Linked DNA regions of Homo sapiens: region 2 is linked to region 1. The links are chromatin contacts, found by Hi-C or POLR2A ChIA-PET in ENCODE. All regions are on one chromosome and are shown on one strand. Each heading gives the region's core, a stretch centred on a gene start or an enhancer-like site at or near the end of the contact. The rest is flanking DNA. Distances are from core to core; before and after follow the strand shown.

What was found. A loop is a pair of places that touch in the nucleus more often than their neighbours do. ChIA-PET counts read pairs that join two places held with the same protein, here RNA polymerase II (POLR2A). Pooled maps may share reads with other maps.
Region 2: POLR2A ChIA-PET joins it to region 1 with 14 read pairs in GM10248. The contact joins two enhancer-like sites. A Hi-C loop is called at or near these places in 2 of 168 maps with a recorded cell type or tissue (DLD1 and heart right ventricle) and 1 of 50 pooled maps. POLR2A ChIA-PET finds 5 or more read pairs at or near these places in 10 of 52 experiments (Caco-2, GM10248, GM12878 and 7 more).

Annotation. Positions count from the first base shown.
Region 1 is chr20:36,014,407-36,021,170 of GRCh38, reverse strand. The region is part of intron 10 of CNBD2 (cyclic nucleotide binding domain containing 2); the gene reads right to left. Among named protein-coding and RNA genes, the nearest start is that of NORAD, 33 kb to the left of the region's middle. Within about 2 kb of position 3,475, at least 7 of the 41 ENCODE cell types and tissues checked have a DNase peak (open chromatin) inside an H3K27ac peak, as active enhancers do.
Region 2 is chr20:36,094,600-36,101,363 of GRCh38, reverse strand. It overlaps a transcript of EPB41L1 not described here. Among named protein-coding and RNA genes, the nearest start is that of NORAD, 47 kb to the right of the region's middle. RefSeq lists enhancers at 3,128-3,636, 5,500-6,001. Within about 2 kb of position 2,868, at least 17 of the 41 ENCODE cell types and tissues checked have a DNase peak (open chromatin) inside an H3K27ac peak, as active enhancers do.

The DNA.
Region 1 (6,764 bases), core at 2,226-4,725:
TGTTAACGGACACTTAGATTGATTCCATATTTTAAAATTGTACTTATGTGATTTGGGGCACACAGTACCTCCTGGGCCATTGCTCGCCTGTGAAATGCAGGTGAGAATATCTATCGACATGTCTCCGAAGGATTCTGAATTTGAAAGGAGATGTGAAGTGGGATCTGGAACACCCTCCCCACCTCCACCATTTGGGTTCTAGACCTTGAAATATGACCACGTACAAATTTTTGGGTGCTCTGAGCCCTGGCTTTGTCTCTCTTTGGCAAGACTGGGGTGGAGCTATGCCACCTTTCCTCTGAAGCTGCTGAGGGTCTACACGAGATGGCACATGTGAGAGTTCTCTGGGGGACATGAAGCACCTCGTGTGTCTCTCATGTTGAGTACAGTGGGAACAAAGGCCCTCCTAGTCAATGCCAGGACTTGCATAGAAACCAGAATGGCTGCTCTTTAGCCAGCTCCTACTCTGGAGAGGAAACATATATATATGAATTTACACCTTACAACCATCCTAGCATGTGGGGGTTATCCTCAGATGTGGAAAATGAGGTTCAGGAAAGGAAATTTACCTATCCACGGTCAATCATCTTATAATTACAATAGCAATGATGATGAAATGGTAATAATAGCACCAACAAACATTTATTGAGCACTCACTAAATTCCAGGCCCTTTTGTAGTTTTTGCATCTATAACCCATTTAACCCTCACCACAATCCAGTGAGCTGACTCCTATTCTTATTCTCATGTTACAGGTGAGGATGCTGAGGTTAAGAAAATTGTCCAACATCGGCCGGGCGCAGTGGCTCATGCCTGTAATCCCAGCACTTTGGGAGGCCGAGGTGGGCAGATCACGAGGTCAGGAGATCGAGACCATCCTGGCTAACATGGTGAAACCCCATCTCTATTAAAAATACAGAAAATTAGCCGGGCGTGGTGCGGGTGCTTGTAGTCCCAGCTACTTGGGAGGCTGAGGCAGGAGAATGGCATAAACTCGGGAGGCGGAGCTTGCAGTGTGCAAAGATCATGCCACTGCACTCCAGCCTGGGCGACACAGCGAGACTCCGTCTCAAGAAAAAAAAAAGAAAAAGAAAAGAAAAATTGTCTAACATCACACATCAGGAAAGCAATAAACCTAGGCTTTGAATCAGGTGGTCTGTCTTCAGAGTCTGTGCTTTCAGCAACTACAATGAGGAAACTGAGGCACAAACAGGTTAAGTAGCTTGCCCAAGGTAATGAGACATAAAGTGGCAGAGCCCAACCTTGAACCAGGGATCCACTCAGGAGCACTGCTGTCCTGCTTGCTCTCTCAGCCACCTCCAACCCACTTGCTGCATGCACACAGCTGGAGTCAGTTGCTTCTCTGGCTAGATGCTTCAAACAGCATCCCAAAGCACCTGGGATCAAATAAATCTCATGCCGCCTAAGGCCTGGGCTGTCTCACCCTTCCAAGCCCTCCATCTCAGCCTCATGTCACTGCTGCCTTGCTTAGTCTGTTCCAGCCACCCTGCCCTCCCTTCCAATCCCCCCAACACGCCTCCTCCCTCCTGCCTTGAACCTTGAACTTGCTGCTTGTCTGTCTTGAACACTTTTCTGCCAGGTCGTTCCATAGCTTATTCTTTTTTTTTTTTTTTTTTTTTTTCTTTTTTTGAGACAAGGTCTCACTCTGTCCCTAGGCTGGAGTGCAGTTGCATGATTTCAGCTCACTACAATCTCAGCCTCCTGGGCTCAAGGGATCCTCCTGCCTCAGCCTCCCGAGTAGCTGGGACTACAGGTGTGCACCACCACACCCGGCTAATTTTTGTTTTTGGTAGAGACGGGGTTTCATCATGTTGCCCAGGCTGGTCTCGAAATCCTGGCCTCAGCCATCCTCCTTCCTTGGCCTCCCAAAGTGCTGGGATTACAAGTGTGAGCCACTGTGCCCAGTCCCATAGCTTATTATTTTCATCATTCAGGTCTCAGCTTAAACATCACCTCCTCACAGCAGACTTCCCTTAGCTACCCCATTTAAGAACCTCCCCACCCACCCTGCTTTTCATTCCATTCCTAACAGCAATTTGTAACTTTCTATGTATTTACTAGTTATCTGTTTGTTGTCTGTCCTGACTAGATCATAAGCCCCATAAGGGCAGGAATTACGTCAGTCTACTCAGCCACAATGGCACTTTGTTCCATGCTTGGAGCATGGTAGGTGCTCAAGGAATATCTGCTGAATGAGTGACCCAAATGGAGCCACACAACTTTAGAGGTGGCAGCTCACCCAGATGAATCTCCTCATTTTCCCATGACATAGATTCAGAAAGGGAAAGTGATTTGCCCGTGGCCACACAGCTAACTATTAGAAGCAGAATGAAAATAAGAAATGCTGCTTGCCACCTCTCTTCTGCGCTGCCCATGGCTCTGGCCTGCCCAGTCTTGACCACCTCAGAGGCCTCAGCCTGCCTGTTCCTTGGAGAAGTTGGACTTCCTATATCTCCTGGCTCAAAACCTGGGTCCCTCCACCCTAGGCCCCACCCTCTGCTGCTCCCAGGGCTGACCCAGCTCCACACTGCTACTCCCAAGGGTGAGGACGATGTGACCCACCTTCCAGGGGGCGGGTTCAGTCAAGCAGTTACCACTCTCATTCTCCTACAGCTGAAGCCAGGGCCTCAACACAGGGAGCTCAGAGTCCTACCACAGGCACCTCACGAAGGCATCCGCAGACATTTTCTTCAAAGGGGTCATGTTAACAAATATTTGTTGAAGGCTTTCTATGTGCTGGCCCTATGTGGGAAGCAGCAGCCAGGTCCTTGTGCTAAGTCCCCACCCAAAGCCTTCCAGGACTTCTAGGAAATCAAGGCCTTACTCCCTGTTCCAGCATTGCAGGGCCTGGACAAAACAGACCCTGTTGTTCCTGTTCCTGACACAGCCTCCCCTCCTGTCACTGCCTACCAAACTGAGCAAGGCCTTTTCCATCCTCGTGCCTCCATCCTGCCCAGGCCTCCCTGTCCCTTAGTGCCCTGTGTTCATCTCTGAGCACCTTACTCTGAAACATTAATAAATTGAAGTGAAGCAGACACCACCTTCACTAACTCTAACAAAGACGTATAAATGTAAGATGTTAATAACAGGGGAAACTGGGCGTGGGGCATATGGGGACTCTCTGTACTATCTTCTCAATTTTTCTGTAAATCTAAAAACTGTTCTAAAAAATAAGACCACTAAAACAATGAATCCAGTAGTGGGGGCAGGGGGAGTGTGGGTGACCACGCTTGGCTGTGAGCTGATCACTATGGAGGCTGGGAGGCAGGTGACAGAGCTGAGTGGCAGGAGGAGCGGTGTGTGGGCGCAGAGGTGGGGCAGGCAGAAGGGCTTTCCAGGAGGAGCAATAGGCTGGAAGGCTGGAAATTACGCCCCTTGAAGAATGACCGAAGGAATGGAGGCCACTCTGCGTGAATATGAAAATAATTAACGGAACACTGGCACTGTGCCTGGCTACATAAATGTTGAATGAAAAACAAAACAGCATTCTTTAAATACCTAAGGGCATCACATGCTAAGGAAGTGGATTTCTTCTGTTTTGGGGAACAGGGCAGGGAGAGGAGAGGAGCTAGTTTAAAGTTGTAGGAGGCAATGTTTTACTAAACAAAAGGAAGAAATTTCTAAGAGCTAAAAAATAATCAGCATTGACAGAGGGCTGTGCTAGGGACTGGACCTCCCAGACAGTACTGGACTGACCTTCCCAGCCCTGAGGACATACAGGCTGGTGTGAGTGGAGGGAAGGAGCATGCACAGTCCACCATAACACAGGGGGAGAATGGCATAAGGACAACCTTGGAGATAGTGACAGAGGAACAGAGGAGAGGGCTTGGTGAGGGAACAGTTTCCCAGATGCTGAATAACCACACATGAGGCTTCAGGAGACAGCCCTCTGCAGGCACAGGGAGGCCGAAGGCCCATTGCTCCTCCTGAAATCCCTTCTCCTGCCCTACCTCTGCACCCGCACACTGCTCCTCCTCCTCTCATTCAGCTCTGGCACCTGCCACCCAGCTTCCATAGTGATCAGCTCATAGCCAAGCGTGGTCATCCATACTGCCCTCGCTCCCACAACTGCATTTTTTTTTTTTTTTTTTTGAGACAGGCTCTCATTCTATTGTTCAGATTGAAGTACAGTAACACAATCATGGCTCACTGCAGCCTCGACTTCACAGGGTCAAGCAATCCTCCCACCCCACCCTCCCAAGTAGCTGGGATCATAGGCAAATGTCACCATGCCCAGCTAACTTTTTAATTTTTTGTAGAGACAGGATTTCGCTTTGTTGCCCAAGCTGGTCTTGAACTCCTGGGCTTCAGCAGGTATGAGCCACCATGCCCAGCCTTGGATTCCTTTTTTTTTTTTTTTTTGAGACAGAGTCTTACTCTGTCACACAGGCTGGAGTGCAGTGGTGCAATCCTGGCTCACTGCAACCTCCACCTCCTGGGTTCAAGCGATTCTCCTGCCTCAGCTTCCCGAGTACCTGGGGTTACAGGTGTGTGCCACCACACCTGGCTAATTCTGTATTTTTAGTAGAGACAGGGTTTCACCATGTTGGCCAGGCTGGTCTCAAACTCCCAACCTCAGGTGATCCACCTGCCTCAGCCTCCCAAAGTGCTGGGATTACAGGCATGAACCACTGTGCCCGGCCTGGTGGTCTTATTTTCTAAAACAGTTTTAGATTTACAGGAAAATTGAGAAGATAGTACAGAGAGTCCCCATATACCCCACATCCAGTTTCCCACATCTTACATTGGTATGTCTTTGTTACAATTAGTGAACCTCTACTGCTACATTACTGTTAGCTAAAGTCAATGAGTTGCTTAGATTTCCTGTTTCACCTAATGCCCTTTTTCTATTCCACTATCTTATCCAGGATACAACATTACATTTAATAATAGGGCTCTTTAGGCTCCTCTTGGCTGTGGCATTTTCTCAGGCCATTTTTGATGACCTTGGCAGTTTTGAGGGTACTCATTGAGTATTTTGTGGGATGCCACAGTTAAAATTTGTCTCATGATTTTCCTCTAATCACGTCTCATGATTAGACAGGAGTTATAAGATATTGAGAGGATGGCCACAGAGGTTAAATGACATTTTCATCACATCCTGTCAAGGGACAATACTATTAACATGATGTTTTACTGTTGATGTTGGCCTTGATGATCTGGCTGTGTTTTTCAGATTTTTTCCATTGTAAAGTTACTTCATTCCCCCCTTGCCATACTGTACTCTTTGGAAGGAAGTCCTATGCATGGCCCACATTTAAGTAGAGAGTTAGGCACTCTCTCCTTTAAGACAGAGTATCTACATAAATTGCTTGAAATTTATTCTGCAGGGAGATTTGTCTCTTCTCCTCCATTTATTAATTCATTATTAATTCATTTATATCAATATGCACTCATGAATGTTTATTTTGTACTTTTGGTTATAATCCAACACTGCTTTATTTTGTTGTTCAAATTGTTTCAGCTTTGACCATTGGGAGATCTTTTAGGTGGCCCCCATATGTCCCTTGGACATGCTCCCATATTAAAGCAGTTCCTGCCCCCTCCCCTAGCTCTTCCTTACTTTCTGGCATTTACAATATGTTCTAGACTCATCCTGTGTATTTCCTGCCCTAGTCCTAGATTCAACCATTCTTCCAAAGAGCCCTTGTTCCTTTTATTGGGAAACTGTATTAGAAATCATGATCTGGTTTCTTGACATTGGCCTGGGCAATGGTTTTTTTTGGGGTATGACCCCAAAAACACAGGCAACAAAAGCAAAAATAGACAAATGAGATTGCATCAAACTAAAAAGCTCCTGCATAGCAAAGGAAACAACCAACAAAGTAAAAAGACAACCTAAAGAATGGTAGAAAATATTTGCAAGCCGTACATCTGATAAGGGGATAATAACTAAAATGTATAATGAACTTAAACAACACAGTCTCAAGAAATCAAACAGCCTGGTTAAGAAGTGGGCAAAAACTCTGAATAGACATTTCTCAAAGGAAGACATACAAATGACCAACAGGTATATGAAAAAAATGCTCAACATCATTGATCATCATGGAAATACAAATTGAAAATCCAATGAGATGTTGAGTCATACCTGTTAAAATGGTTACTATCAAAAAGACAAAATATGACAAATGTTGGCAAAGATTTGCAAAAAAGGGAACCCTCACACACTATTGGTGGGAATATAAATTAGTACAGCCATCATGAAAAACAGTATGGAGGCCAGGCACGATGGTTCACGCCTGTAATCCCAGCCCTTTGGGAGGCCAAGGTGGGAGTATTGCTTGAGGCCAGGAGTTCCAGACCAGCCTGGGCAACATAGTGAGACCCTGTCTCTAACGAAAAATAAAAAAAATTAGTTGGGCATGGCAGCACACACCTGTAGTCTCAGCTATTCAGAATACTGAGGTGAGAGGATTGGTTGGGCCCAGGAGTTCAAGGCTGCAGTGACCCATGATCACTTGCCACTGCACTCCAGCCTGAGTGACAGAGCAAGACCCTGTCTCTTAAAAAAAAAATAAAAGAGGCCAGGTCCAGTGGCTCATGCCTGTAATCCCAGCACTTTGGTAGGCCGAGGTGGGTGGACCATGAGGTCAGGAGTTCCAGACCAGCCTGGCCAACATGGTGAAACCCCGTCTCTACTAAAAATACAAAAAGTTAGTCAGGCATGGCGGCGTGTGCCTGTAATGCCAGCTACTCAGGAGGCAGAGGCAGGAGAATCACTTGAACCCAGGAGGCAGAGGTCAC
Region 2 (6,764 bases), core at 1,619-4,118, 81 kb before region 1:
GAGACCAGCAGCCCTGACTGGGAGGGAGTCTGGACTCCCGGGCTGCACATGGGGTGAGAGCAGGTTTCCTATTCCTCCCTCTCTCCAGGCCACCTCCCTCTGGCCCTCAGGCCAGCTCCTTTTTTTCTTCTGGTGGATATGTACCTCTGAACCTGGGTCTCCTGGCTCCGGTCTCTGCCTCCCTCCCCACTTCTTCCAGAGTTCCACCCGTCACTGAGCCTGCAGCATATCCAAGCTCCCAAGCAGTCTTGTGAGGAGACAAAAGTAATGCTCTTTGCAAATGATATGCTTCTTTAAGTGGAAGACTCGATTCAATGAAAAATTGAGGTGGCCAGAGACAAAACAATAACTAGGAAAAAAGGCAAGTACCTTCAGATGGGCCCTGTCACCACCCCCCATACCGATGCAGTGTCTCTCCTACAGGTGGGCAGCTGCCTAGAACCAGATGGGCTCAGAGCCTTGGCGGGCCCCAAGGCTGATGCTGTAGAAAGGCCAGTCCCGGAGGTGCTGCCAGAGTGCAGGCCTGGGAGGGAAGATTCCTCGATTGGAAGCCCTTCTTTCAGAGTCAAGAATTTGTTCTCTGAATTTGAGCAAATGCATGCCCCTCTGTGGACACCTAAATGCTCCCGCAGGCTCTGTCACAGGCCATATAGGAAAGACTCAAGAGTACCGGTGGGCTTCGGACAGATCTAGATTGAAATCCCAGCTGTGCCACTTGCTGGCTGAGGACTGCGTAGGCCTTGGGCAAGTTATTTAGCCTCCTGTAATACGACGGGGATCATCATCTCTGCCTCACTTGGTAGTTGTAAGGATTAAAAGACATAAGGCATGTAAAGCGCTTAGCACAGGGCCTGGCACACAGTAAGCCAATAAACATAAGCAGTTGATTATAAGTCACCAGAGTGAGCCTCTTATGAGGAAGACTCTAGACTTTCTAATTCTAGGTGGCCTCAAGCAAACCCAAAACCACCCACCTGAAGTGGGCCTGGAGACTCTATCTTTAGACCTCTAATCTGGGGACAAGGTGGGGAGAGGGAAGGGGAGAAAGCAGACAGAAGGGAGAGAGCAAACTGAGAAGAGGAGGGAGGAAAGGAAAGAAGAATCAAGGGGCCAAGGAGGGGCCTGGCTTCCCCAGTGTGGGGGGAAAGGAAGATGACTTGCCAGAAACTACCAGGACAGTATAAGCCCTCTCTCTTTCCCAGAGCTTTCCCTAGACCCACCAAGGCAAGGCTTAGAGGGACAGGACCTGCTGAGAAATGCCACCCTGGCTGTCAACAGGGACACTGAAGCCTTGGGTTACATCTAGACTCCAGAGCCCCGCATGGTGGCCCTCCCACCAGAGTAGGCAGAGATGGCCATAGCCAGAGTGATAACAGAACAACCGGCCCATTCAGCCTGCTCACTCAGAGCCCAGGGACCCCTTTCTTGGGGTTCTAATCCTGACAGCAGGACACTCTCCTGTTGCATCCTCACCTCTGGAACATATGCAGAGCCCACTCCAGGCCTCTATCTGCCCTGAGCTCCTGCTTCTGGGCCTAAAGTTGCAACTAGGGAAAAAGCACTGTTCAGACTGAAGACAGGAGCCACAGATAAGGTGTTCCAATTACCACTGACCAGCTGTGTGACTTTGCGGGTGTCACTTTTTCTCCCTGAGCATGTTTCCCTCCTCAGGCTAATAAGGGCAACGGCAAGGACCATCTCTAAGGTCCTCCCAACTCAGACAGAGGCGACACTTCATGGGATGCCTCTGAGCACAAACAGGCAAAGAGGACCTGTCTCAGGAGAGGAGCGGGCTGGGCTGGGCTGGGCTCTGAGGAGAATGCAGCGGATATGACAATGGCCAAGGGTTATTATGATGATTATTATTATAATTAAAAATCACAGCTACAAGCCCTTAAGCAATTTACAAAGAGCTTTCTCATTATCTCCTGGGATCGCAATTTGGTGAAGTAGGCAGGGCTGGATGATGATTATTCACATTTGATAGATGAGGAAAGTAAAGCAAGATTAGGTGACTTGTCCAAGCTCCTAAGTGCAGAGAAGGGAGAGCTGGAAAGGAAGTAGGTATTGAGTGCCTACTGTGTACTACCTCATTAGGCATGCTCATATCTGTTATTTTGATCAAGTCTCATGACCATGACACTACTGTAGGTGCTACTGTCCCATTTCTTTGTTTTGTTTTGTTTTGTTTTTTCGAGACGGAGTCTTGCTCTGTCACCCAGGCTAGAGTGCAGTGGCACAATCTCAGCTCACTGCAATGTCCGCCTCCCAGGTTCAAGCAATTCTCCTGTCTCAGCCTCCCGAGTAGCTGGGATTACAGGTGCCCGCCACCACGCCTGGCTAATTTTTGTATTTTTAGTAGAGACAGCGTTTCACCATGTTGGCCAGGCTGGTCTCAAACTCCTGACCTCAGGAATAATCCGCCTCAGATCACTCAAATTTGAAATACAAATCTGATCAGATGATCTGCCCACCTCGGCCTCCCAAAGTGCTGGGATTACAGGCGTGAGCAACCATGCCTGGCCTACTGTCTCCATTTCATAGAGGCTCCACTGCAAAGCCTAAATTTGGATGTAGCCCTGTGGAACTAAAAGGCATGCACTCCTCCCCAACTTCCTGCATGTATTGGGTTGAACAGTGTCCCCTCCCAACCCAAATTTATGTCTACCTAAAACTTCATAATGTGACCATATTTGGAAACAGGGTCTTTGCAGATGCAATTACTCAAGTTCAAATGAGGTCATACTGGACTAGGGTGGGTTCTAAATCCCATATGACTGGTGTCCTTAGAAGAGGAAATGAAACAGAGAGAAAGCCACGTGACGACAGAGGCAGATGCAGCTGCAAGCCAAGAAATGCCAAAGATTGCTGGCAACCACCAGAAGCTAGGAGAAAGGCAGGAAACAGATTGCCCCAGAGCCTCCAGAAGGAGCCAACCTTGCTGACACCTGGATTTCAGACTTCTAGCCTCCACAAGTGGGGGAGTAAATGTCTGTGGTTCAAAGCTACCTGGTTTGCGTGCTTCATGACAGCACCCCTAGGAAGTTAATACACTGTGCATCCTTTGAGTAGCAGACCTAGGACCCTCAAACTCTGTTTTTCAGATTCCCACTCATTAGGCAGCTTTAGAGGTTAAAGAGGACCCAGAGGCTCCTCATGAGAAGTCACTCTCACCTCTCCTGCACCTTCCAGGGCCAGGCTGTCGTGAAACCAGGCTGAAGACAGGCTTACAGAGGAAAAAGCTTCCTAGAACAGCCTGTTCTAGGTATCTATCCACCCCAGTGGGGCCTCCCATTGAGCTTGTTTAGCAGCCTCTGTGCCCAGGTCTCCAGGTCAACAGTCCTTCCCTTCCTCCCAGACCAACCATCCTCTGTCACCACCTGGAGAGCTGTGTTTTTGAAATGCAAATCTGATCCTTCCTGGTTGGCTTACTCCTCTTCCCCAGCTCCCTGCCGTCTGCAGGACTTGCTCAGGCTCTTTGGCCTGCACCAGATCTGTCCCTAATCTTCCTCTCAGCTTTATCTCCAGTCATTCACTCCTCCACCCTCATCCCTGCCACTCACCACCTCCTATTCCAACCATGTGGAACTATTTGGGGTTCCCCTAAGAAGCCGTTCTGCCTTTGCACATGCTATTTCAAATACCCAGACGGTAAAATCCAGCCCAAACACCATCTCTGTCCTCCAGGAAGCCTTTTCCTCCATAAACAGCCACACCCTGGCAGCTTGTACATTGTCCTTGCGGTGGTATTGCATCTTTACATGTCTGCTCCCACCCCCAACCTGTGAATACTGCTGGATTCATTTCTGTTTTTGTAGGCCTAGGGCCCAATACAAAGGCCTTCAAGAATGTTGAGCTGAATTGTGGAGTAGCAATAATGGTCATAATAGTTGACATTTATCAAATGTTTCTTATGCACTCACATTATGCTAAGCATTCCAAGGATGTTATCTCATTTAATTATCAAAACAATCCTGTGAAACAGATACTAGTACTGGTCCTGTTTTACAAGTAAGGAAATGAGGAAATGGAATCACTTGCCCTAGTCCCCCCAGCTAGTACATGGCAAGCCCCGAATGACTGTAGAGCCAGTGCTAGTAACCACTACTAAGTGTGCCACCCATCCCAATACCTTCATTTTACAGAGATGGACACGTGCCAAAAGGGGAAAGTGATTGGCCCTCAGTCACATAACAAGGCATGGACGCAGATATTTGGATTCCTCTTTCAATACTTTTCCTCTTCTCATTCCAGTACAAACCTAATCCAGGAAGACACAGAACCCAAGCTAGGCTGTGTCTCCTGAGGAGCCTCCTCCTGCCTCCACTAGAGCAGAGCCCAGCATGGGCCTGGACCCACGGTGAGTGCTCAAATCTACAGCCAGGAGATGGGAGATGCAGCATTGAAAAAGACAGGTAAATCAACTTGAGAAAAGGCTGAAGCCTGCTTGGATTACACATTGTCAGGGCTTGAAACGAAACTTTGGGTATCATTTAGTGCCATCTGCCATTTTATAAATTAACTCAGTTTGACAAGCTTATTGAACACAAATCATAAGTCAGGCACTGTGTGGGACACTAAGAAGATTAGTAAGCAAGTTCCTGCCCACATGGCATTTACAGTCTAGTAAAGGGACAAACAACAATTACAAATTCTCACAAGCCCTGTGAGACACAGAGAGCTCTAAGAATGTGTAACAGGGAAAATTGACTTGGCCTAGAGAGTTGGCAAAGGCCCCCCTGAGAAAGTGACTATTGAGCTGAAACATGAAGAGTGGGAGTTAATCAAGATAAGAAGCAGGGGAAGAGTGTGCTAGACAAAGGGAACAGGATGTGCAAAATCCCAGAAGCAAAAGAGCTCATGGTGCCTAGATGAACTAAAAGGCCAAAGTGGCTGTTGTCCAGAGAAGTGGGCAGGAACTGGATCCTGAAGGGCCTTAGAGATCAAAGTAAGAATTGGAGAAACTGAGCAGATCAGGGAAACCCCTCGCTCAGAACCTGGTCCACAGCACACTGTCAAAGAGTCATTGCATTAGTCACTGAAGGAGAGACTTGTCCAAGATCATAAGACCTGGGACTTGAAAGCAGAATTCCTACCTACCAGGTGGGGCCTGAGTGCTATTTCAGGCACCTGTGTGAGGGACAGGGGAGGCTTTCCAAGTGTTTCAATTAATAGATGTTTCCTGGCTCCCTGTCTCCACCTCTCTTGAGCTCCAGAGTAAATAAGAATTACCTGTGTTTGTTAAAACATAGATTGCTGGGCCACACCTCCAGAGTTATCAATTCCTAGGTCTGGCGTGAGAACCAAGAAATTGCATTTCTTTTTTTTTTTTTTCCCTGAGATGGAGTCTCGCTCTGTCACCCAGGCTGGTGCGCAGTGATGCAATCTCAGCTCACTGCAACCTCCGCCTCCTGGGTTCAAGCGATTCTCCTGCCTCAGCCTCCTTAGTAGCTGGGATTACAGGCGCGTGCCACCATGCCCGGCTAAATTTTGTATTTTTACCATATTGGCCAGGCTGCTCTCGAACTCCTGACCTCAGGTGATCCATTCGCCTCGCCTCCCAAAGTGCTGGGATTACAGGCGTGAGCCACCACGCCCTGCCAATAAATTGCATTTCTAACAAACTCCCAGGTAACCCTGCTGCTGTTGGTGAGGTGAAAAAACCACAGCTCTAGACTAGAGTATATTGGTGGGGAGATTAGTAGTGAGGACCATGGCCAGGATCTCTGGGGACTAGAAGGGTGGATTCCTGAACCTGGGTAACAACGAGACAAACTCTAGCAATCTGAGCAAGGGAAGGGTCATCAAAGTCCCAAAATCTAGCCCACTAGCTGCCTAGCCAGGTAAACCAAGGCTTAGGGAGTTTAGACCCTTTCACATAAAGAAGCTTAATAAAAAGTGTTGGGTGAAGAGATAAACACATGAAGGGGTTGGCTAAAGTCAAAAGAAGATCCCAGGCTGGGCGCAGCGGCTCATGCCTGTAATCCCAGCACTTTGGGAGGCGGAGGCAGGCAGATCCCTTGAGGTCAGGAGTTTGAGACCAGCCTGACCAACATGGTGAAACCCTGTCTCTACTAAAAATACAAAAATTAGGCCGAGCACGGTGGCTCATGCCTGTAATCCCAGCACTTTGGGAGGCCGAGGCGGGTGGATCACCTGAGGTCAGGAGTTCAAAGCCTGCTTGGCCAACATGGCAAAACCCTGTCCCTACTAAAAATACAAAAATTAGTCGGGCGTGGTGGTGGGTGCCTGTAATCCCAGCTACTTGGGAGGCTGAGGAAGAAGAATTGCTTGAACCCAGGAGGAGGAGGTTGCAGTGAGCCGAGATCATGCCATTGCACTCCAGCCTAGGCGACAAGAGTGAAACTCTGTCTCAAAAAAGAAAAAAAAAAAAATTAGCTGGGCGTGGTGGCTCATTCCTATAGTCCCAGCTATTGAGGAGGCTGAGGCGGGAGAATCACTTGAACCCAGGAGGCGGAGGCTGCAGTGAGCTGAGATCGTGACACTGCCTACACTCCAGTCTCGGTGACAGAACAAGGCAAAAGATCTCTGGCCCAGACTCCAGAGCTCATGAACTCCAGGCCAGCTTTTCCCATGTCCCGGGATTCTGGGATTCAAGGAGGGGACAGAAAGCTCAGCTTTCCCCAGCCTCTGCTGCTTTTGGCAGGGAAACATTTTTAAGAATTGCAGAAATCTGCTGCTGGCCCCCAATCCTATCACCCATCCACCTTCCTTCCTTTTACACTCCCAGCTCCCTCCCTTTG